Regions from separate parts of the Homo sapiens genome. Here all the other regions are linked to region 3. Evidence: chromatin loops called from intact Hi-C (ENCODE). Cell type or tissue: Calu3. All regions are shown on one strand. Region 1 overlaps CUBN (cubilin). Region 2 overlaps CUBN (cubilin). Region 3 overlaps CUBN (cubilin).

Region 1 (2,500 bases), 52 kb before region 3:
ATTGCATGGAACATATTTATACCAAAAAATATTCATTTATTGGAAACTCACATTTATTTGGGCATGCTGTATTTTTATTTGCTAAGTCTGGCCTCCCGACTTGAATGCATGGATGGTGCTCCCTGCATTCTTATTCTCCATTTCTGGCCACACTCATTGCTCTCCTCTTCCTTAGAAACTGCCAAAAAGCTGCCACCCCAGCAATTGGTTCTGGGGCCCACCACAGGCAAGCCGAATCCTGTGCCTGGAGGTTGGTTCTTGATGCCTTTCAAACAGTCAAATGCTAATTTCCCACAATGTCGTTCATACATTGTCATCCATGAACATTACTAAGCTCCTTGTACCTCACTGTGTCTTGTTAAAATAGCTCTTTTCCTTTGTAGAATGGCATGGGAGGGAGGCCTGGCCACGCAGGCACGCCCTGTTCCTTGTCTCTGACCCCTGGCACCAACAGTCATTTCCCCCATGAGAGCTTTTCTTGCCAATTCTGCTCAAGTCCGGCAATCGGCAACCTCTGGGCCTGGCCCTACCTCTCCATCAGATGTGCCCTGGCATGTGGGGATAGGCTTAGGCTTCTGGGACTCCTCTACCCTCCTCCTCCCCTAGCTCCCATGCTCAGATCATAGAAGTTCCCATTAAGCTGCAGAGATAAGGCTAAAGCAGCTTTAACAATGACAAGGGCTTAAAACAACATTGCTTATTTGATTATCATTGGACTTAAATCTTCTAGTAACAAAGCACCCACTGCTAGCTTACGCATAGTGTAATAATTACCACATTTTGTTGGAAATTCAAGTGTGGCTATGAAAGAAATGCCACTGTATTATATTATATAACTACGCTTTTTATGGATAGAAGACATATTGCCCTTTGTAAGATAATAATAATGATCATAGACTGTGAGGTGTGGACACTGGATTGCGTGTGGGGTTATATAATCCTAGAGAGCATTCAGAGTTATCAGTGTAGCCCACGTTGCCTGTGCTTCATGGCAGGTCCAATTGGACAGATGATGAATGGATTTGCTGATCTCTCCCTTTACCTTCTTGAACTAACTCCATTACCTTTGGCTTATACACATCTGACCTTTGAAAATGCTGTTTGATGACCTGATAACACAAGAATTTATAGTGCTAGGCTTACCAGATAATAAGTTGTGATTCACCAACATTGTATTTACTCAATCCACCACTTGGAGCACAGCAGAGTGATTTTCTCCCGAGACTCCAGTCAGTAAATTTGCATTGCTGGCTGACGATTCCAAGTTAACATCGTTGATTTGTAATTTGAATTATTTTTCTCATTGATATTAAGAGACAGGCACTGGCCCCAAAGCGCGTGCCCTGACATTGTGCTCTTGTGTAACCAACAGTTGTCACTGCCCACCTGAGACGTACGGACCCCAGTGTGCATCCAAATATGACGACTGTGAAGGGGGTTCTGTGGCACGCTGTGTCCATGGCATCTGTGAGGATTTAATGCGAGAGCAAGCTGGAGAGGTGGGTCCCTTCCCCAAATGTGCCTCCTTGCAGAGAGCCATGGTTAGTAGCTCCTCCTCCTCCTATGCCCACTGCATACAAGCACTACCTGGAGCTTACAGAGGTGAAGTCACTTCCTGTCTGTAAGTAGGACATAGGCGAGGAGGGGAGATGAACTATGCAGGAAGTAGGACCCAGAGATTAAGATGTCATTATGTAAAATAGGATTTTTTTTTTTTTTTTTTTTTGAGATGGAGCCTCACTCTGTCACCCAGGCTGGAGTGCAGTGGCACGATCTCAGCTCACTGCAACCTTCACCTCCCAGGTTCAAGCAATTCTCGTGACTCAGCCTCCTGAGTAGCTGGGATTACAGGAGCATGCCAACATGCCTGGCTAATTTTGGTATTTTTAGTAGAGACGGGGTTTTGCCATGTTGGCCAGGATGATCTCGAACTCCTGACCTCAGGTGATCCACCCGCCTCAGCCCCGCAAAGCGCTGCGATTACAGGCATGAGCCACCGTGCCCGGCCGAAATGGGACCATTTTTATTATCCCGTCATGACTCTCTCTGAGATAAGACCTTCTCTTGGCCTTGTAAGTTTTATTTTAACAGTGACAAAACACAGGAATATAAAAGGACCAGTCTTGTTGGCAACATGTGGTTTCAAGGAGTCTGACTTTTCCCGGCCTGGGTCTCTGGAACTGCTGCAGACTCTAAGAGCCCACTCCCCAGAACGACCCTCCATGCCCTGCGTCCTGATGACTTTGACTCCTGACCCTCAAGGTTGTCCAGTCTTGGCTGGCTTGGCTCTTCATGAGAACTTCAATTCTTTATTTTTAGTTGTATTTTTTCTACCCATGTGATGGAAAATAATTCCCGTCCAATGATGGGGATGGAAGGGTTGAGGAGGTGGGTAGGAGGAAGAACTTTCCAAAGAAAAACAAACGGAATTGATTTTCCAAGGTCTGTGCCTACATGGGTGTTTTTCCCTCTAAAAACATAGCAGGCTGAGTTGATTGAC
Region 2 (2,500 bases), 170 kb after region 3:
CCCAGGCATGGTGGCTTATGCCTGTAATCCCAGCACTTTTGGAGGCCAAGACAGGCAGATCAGTTGAGTCCAGGAGTTTGAGACCAGGCTGGGCAACACGGGAAAACCCCATCTCTGCAAAAAAATACAAAAAACTAGCCAGGCATGGTTGCACGCACCTGTAGTCCCAGCTACTTGGGAGGCTGAGGTGGGAAGATCACCTGAGTCCAGAAGGTCGAGGCTGCGGTGAGCTGTGATTGTGCCACTGCGCTCCAGCCTGAGTGAGAGTGAGACTGTCTCAAAAAAATACATATATATATAAAATATATATACAGATTATCTATTGATAAATTGTGTTTATAATTTTATGAAATGTGGATAAAAAACTGCCATATACTGTTTCCTTGGATATATTATTAGGGGGAAATCTAATTAGAGATCATTAAGTAAAATTGAGTAGGTGCATTTTTTTTCCTGACATTTTTATTGATCTTAGGCATTTGGCAGAATATCTGCACTTTTGTTCTCAGTAGGTCCAGCGCCAGGCACCTCCCTTATCTAATAAATGGCTAATATAATTTGTCTTCAGTAGGATGACTAACAGCTGGATACCCAGTGCTTAAAAATCAATTGAAACAATACGGCTTTAAAGAGCTGAGAATTATTAAACCAATGCTATGAATCAGTGCTATTTCACATCTCTTGCTATGGACTGATTTCCCAATAGAAATGTTTTTAATGACTTGATGTTTTATTGCTGTGGGTGAGGAATATCCTTGAGAAGAGATGTGTTTGGAATGAGTAATTTGGTATCATTCCATGTGAAGAAAATGTTGAATAGTCAAGTAAGATTAATACACATCCAACTACATCCTTGTTTGAGATAGTTGTCTGTTGATAGAAAGGGCATATTGGGTATTGCAGATTGTGTAGCAATAGTCCTGGCCCCTACCCACTAGATACTACCCATCACACCGAGTGTGACAATAGAAAAATGACTACAAACCTTGCCAGAGGTCCCAAAATTGCTCCTAGTTGAGACCTCTGAACTAGGACGAGCTTCTCTGGTTAATATGTTTAATGTTTTTGGGGTTTTTTTCCCCCAAGTTTTGTATATTCATTACCTAATATGCATACTTTCCTTGAGTGACTCAGCATTGTAGATAACCATGATCTCTCACCTGAACTAGGGCAAAACCTACCTGACTGTTTTCCGGCATCCTTTCTGACTCCTATTTTCCGAATTGTAATGTTTTCCAAAAACCAATCTTCTTGGTGGCTCCTTGCTGTATTCAGGACAGTGGCCCGAGTCTCTAACGTGTCCTGCAGCCCCCTCTGCAGGCTTCCTCACCCCTTCCTCCTTGGTTTTCTCTCTCTTCTCTGAACTAGCCACGGCCTTTCCTGCCATCGGGGTTCGCTCGGGGCAGGCTCACTTCCCCCAGTTAGGTAAAGCCACCAATTATATATTCTCAACAGCCCCATCATAATGCCTTGTTTATAGCTGGAATTTTGCATGTAAATTTATGATTCTGTGATTCATGTCTCTGTTTTTCCCTGGACTGATAAGAATTGGTTTGATTTGGAATTTTGGTGCTCACCGTTTATTTCCTAGCAACTGTTTTTTGCATGAGTATATAAATTCAGTCATTCGAGGTGGCCAGACCAATTAAGTGACAGCCCAGGTCTACTTGGGAGTTGCCAACCAAATTTTTGGTGAATAGCACACACTGACTGGATGTCAGCTTTTCATCAAAATGGACCCTACAATTCCACACAGCCAAGAAGTGTTCTGATTTATTCCATTTCATGCTGATTATACGTATACTTGGAATTCATGCCCACTTTCTTCATGCACCACGATGTGCCTCTTGCTTGCTGGTGTTGTCCAGCTGTGACCACAATCTGCTATCTTCCCAGGAGCAGGGCTGAGTTCCACCTGGCTGCTCCGTCTCCCTCAGCACCCGGGAAGCTCGGCTAGGTCAGGGCAACTAGAAGTTATGAGGAAACCGAACAGTGATCCAGGAAGGTGGATTTTTAAAAAATCACCACCCAGCTATGCAAAAAGGAACACCATCTCCTTAGAGAAGTCAAGAATGGGACATGCTATTTTAAAAACAGCTTTAAAAAAATTATTCTCAAAAGAAAATACTACAGATTTGTCCATGTTTTGTTTACTCTTATGCTTAGTTCTGTATACGTGTGAGTGCCATTATTTTGAAACCTAAGTGCATTAAAATATTGATGGGAAACCCTTGAGCATTAAAGTTCTGTGTATGTCCGTGCTAGGTGTGGGCAGGAACTGAGGAGGTGGACAAAGCCCTGCTAGCCACTGGCTGTGGGAACGTGGCTCCGGGTCCCGTTATCACACCAAGTAACACATTCACTGCCGTCTTCCAGTCTCAGGAGGCACCAGCTCAGGGCTTCTCCGCGTCCTTTGTTAGCCGTAAGTAGCCCTAAGAACCAAACCCAGAGGTCTTTGCGGGAGTGTGGTTGTCACAGGCAGGCAGGGTTGGCTAAACCT
Region 3 (2,500 bases):
ATTTCTCATTATTACTATGCCCTTTGCAAATGAAGTATAGGAAACAAATCCCTTTTGCAGGCACAGTCTTTGAGGTAAGATGTGAACCAGAGATGCTCCCAGCCCCAAGAGCCTGTGCATGGGATTGATGAAGGAGTCATATTTCGTTAGGCTCATGTTTCCCTAGGATGTGTTGTTTTTTAGAGACTCTGAGCTTTCCTTTTGCATCATTGTATTAAAGGACCCAAATAACATCCAGCATAGACCCATAGTAGGCATATGGTGACCATGCTTCCAAGCATTTCTCCGCTTTGGGATTACCCCAGCAGCATGGTACAATTCACTGAGCTCCCTCCAGAAAGAACTGGTAGCTTTTCCTATGTTGGGACATGCACCCTGTGACACACTCTGGCATCCTGAGAACCCCAGATGCTTATCTTTTAAAGTCCCCACTCCCTAAAATAAATAAAAGTTTAAACATCTCCCACTCAAAATCTTACCCAATTTCCCATTTATTTCTCCTTCAGAGGGGCTGGCCACTACTCTTCATTTCAGGCAAAACTCTGCAGCAGTTCAAGTTCTATGTTCAAAAGCATGGCTTTAGATTTGCTCCAGAATCCTGAGTGTGAGAGAATCAATCAATACTTTTCTCCCAGGTAGGAACCTCTGCAGGAGCAGTTCATTATCCAGCTCAAGTGCAAGCACATGCGAAATGGAATCCCTGGCAGTTACAATAGGCTATGGTGTGTGATTGACGTATTCACTGGACTTCATTCAGGTGGTTAACATCCAGTGACCAAAATTGGTTTCTTAAGAAATTATAGGGTGCACACAATTTTTCATGCTGTTGTAGTTTTATCTGTCTGGTATGTTTGGCCCCAAAGCACACTGAATATTAGATCAGGATTTGGAGCAAGTCACTTGAACTCTCTAGGCCACAGTTTTCTCATCTGTAAAATTAAGGAATTGGATTTGGTAATCTTCGAGAGATGACTTCTGGCTTTAATCATCTATGAACATAATTTTAATTTGGTGCATGAATAAACTGGCTGTATCTTAGATAACATATAATACAGGCAGGGCCTCCTGAAAATGTGGAAATCTTTGTAATGATATGCAAAGTAAGACATACCTTTGTAAAACAATTCTATTACCATCCTAGCTTGTAAGGCAATATTTTGTGCAGAAAGAACCCAGAGCAGTTAAAATAATTGGGCAGGGAGGATATTAGATTTTAATTCTAAAAGTTTTCAGAAAGATAAGATACACGTAAAATAAAAATGAGTCAGGAAAAGAGATAGAAGCAAACTGGACAGGAAAGGAAACTATAAAGAAAGAGAGAAGAAAAAGCAAGCAATAAAAGTGAAGGGGAGACGATGTTTTCATAGAAACTCAAAAGATTCTCCAGCTGGCTTCCCTGTGTGATAATCATTACTTTGGCCTCTATTTGGTCTGCATAAGGCTGAAATCACAGACGAGGGAGTGTTTGCTTTCTGTCCCTGGGCTGAGCCCGGCTGGTCACTGTGCCCGCTTGTTGTTGGATGAACTCATAGGTCTGACTAACACAGTCAAGCCATTCTAAATAGCAATCAGATGACGAGATCCAGGAAGACACAACACACCTTCTGTTTATAATTCTGGAGCCTGTCACAGTTTCCCATAGATCAAGACCTGAGAGATCGGCTCTCATGCATTGCTGAGGGGGGGTCCTGCAGCATTTTTTAGGGAAGGGCTGGTGTCAGGAGACTGAGCTGGTGTTGGGCTGGTGACACCAGGTGGTGGGCTAGTACTTTAAGGCAGTGGCTAGACCTAGAAGGCAGCCAGAGTCAGAGTGAGCTGCTGGTGTGGAAACACAGAGATGCTAGGACTCATTCTTTTCAGGTGTCATCGTATGTTGGATATTTTCTGCAGAATAAAATAGCATCAGGGAAAAGCATCAAGGGAAGCTCAGTCATTTGCCCTCATCTTACTTTATTGTTCTAACAGAAGTTATTTCCAGAGCAGTAATGTTGGTATTTGGTTGTTGATTTCTAGCTCCTCAGCCCAACAGGTGTGAGTTTGCCTGCTGAAGTCTTTCTTGTCTTCATCTGATAAAGGTTAAGTTTCCGGATTTGAGTTCAGATACTTTTCCATCTGTAGTTTGTGCCATGTGGCTATGATGTCAGCCCCAAAATATGTGTTTGGGAGAAAAAAGATTGGTTTCTTGTGATTACTGGGACTTCCTCCCTTGTTACTTTGTTTCTGCCTTTATCCAGATGTGCCTGGGAAAACAGAAAGAAAAGAACTAACAAGTACAGGTTTAACAGGTTAAAACTCTTACGAAGTTCTTAGAAACTACAAGACTAAGCTTTAATTTAACGTATTAGATTTTGCTCATTCAAACTACAAAATATTTGAATCCTGAGAGACTATAATTGACTAATGTTATCAATTTAAAGTAAAATTTTATATTCTATTAACATGTATTGCATATACATTAATATATAATCCTGCTAAGAGGGAACTTTAAAAGTATAAACAG

Evidence for each region. A loop is a pair of places that touch in the nucleus more often than their neighbours do. Peaks named below come from ENCODE experiments on the same cell type or tissue, not always from the same donor. Only the 100,000 strongest peaks of a DNase experiment are listed, where the experiment ranks them.
Region 1: it touches region 3 in a loop (6-fold over the local background); 5 of 110 quality-filtered maps call a loop at or near these places.
Region 2: a loop joins it to region 3, with 6 times the contacts of the local background. A loop is called at or near these places in 7 of 110 quality-filtered maps.

Annotation. Positions count from the first base shown.
Region 1 is chr10:17,114,470-17,116,969 of GRCh38, reverse strand. CUBN (cubilin) reads left to right here. Exons shown (of 67, transcript NM_001081.4): 7 at 1,373-1,499. Among named protein-coding and RNA genes, the nearest start is that of CUBN, 14 kb to the left of the region's middle. RefSeq lists an enhancer at 603-1,802. In Calu3, no CTCF peak of the experiment used is centred here; DNase peaks (open chromatin) are centred at 1,209 and 1,569.
Region 2 is chr10:16,890,293-16,892,792 of GRCh38, reverse strand. It overlaps CUBN (cubilin), which reads left to right. Exons shown (of 67, transcript NM_001081.4): 55 at 2,266-2,422. Among named protein-coding and RNA genes, the nearest start is that of RSU1, 74 kb to the right of the region's middle. RefSeq lists an enhancer at 323-1,522. In Calu3, no CTCF peak of the experiment used is centred here; DNase peaks (open chromatin) are centred at 192 and 1,292.
Region 3 is chr10:17,062,319-17,064,818 of GRCh38, reverse strand. All of the region lies in intron 22 of CUBN (cubilin), which reads left to right. Among named protein-coding and RNA genes, the nearest start is that of CUBN, 66 kb to the left of the region's middle. RefSeq lists an enhancer at 1,367-2,500. In Calu3, no CTCF peak of the experiment used is centred here; DNase peaks (open chromatin) are centred at 1,508 and 2,138.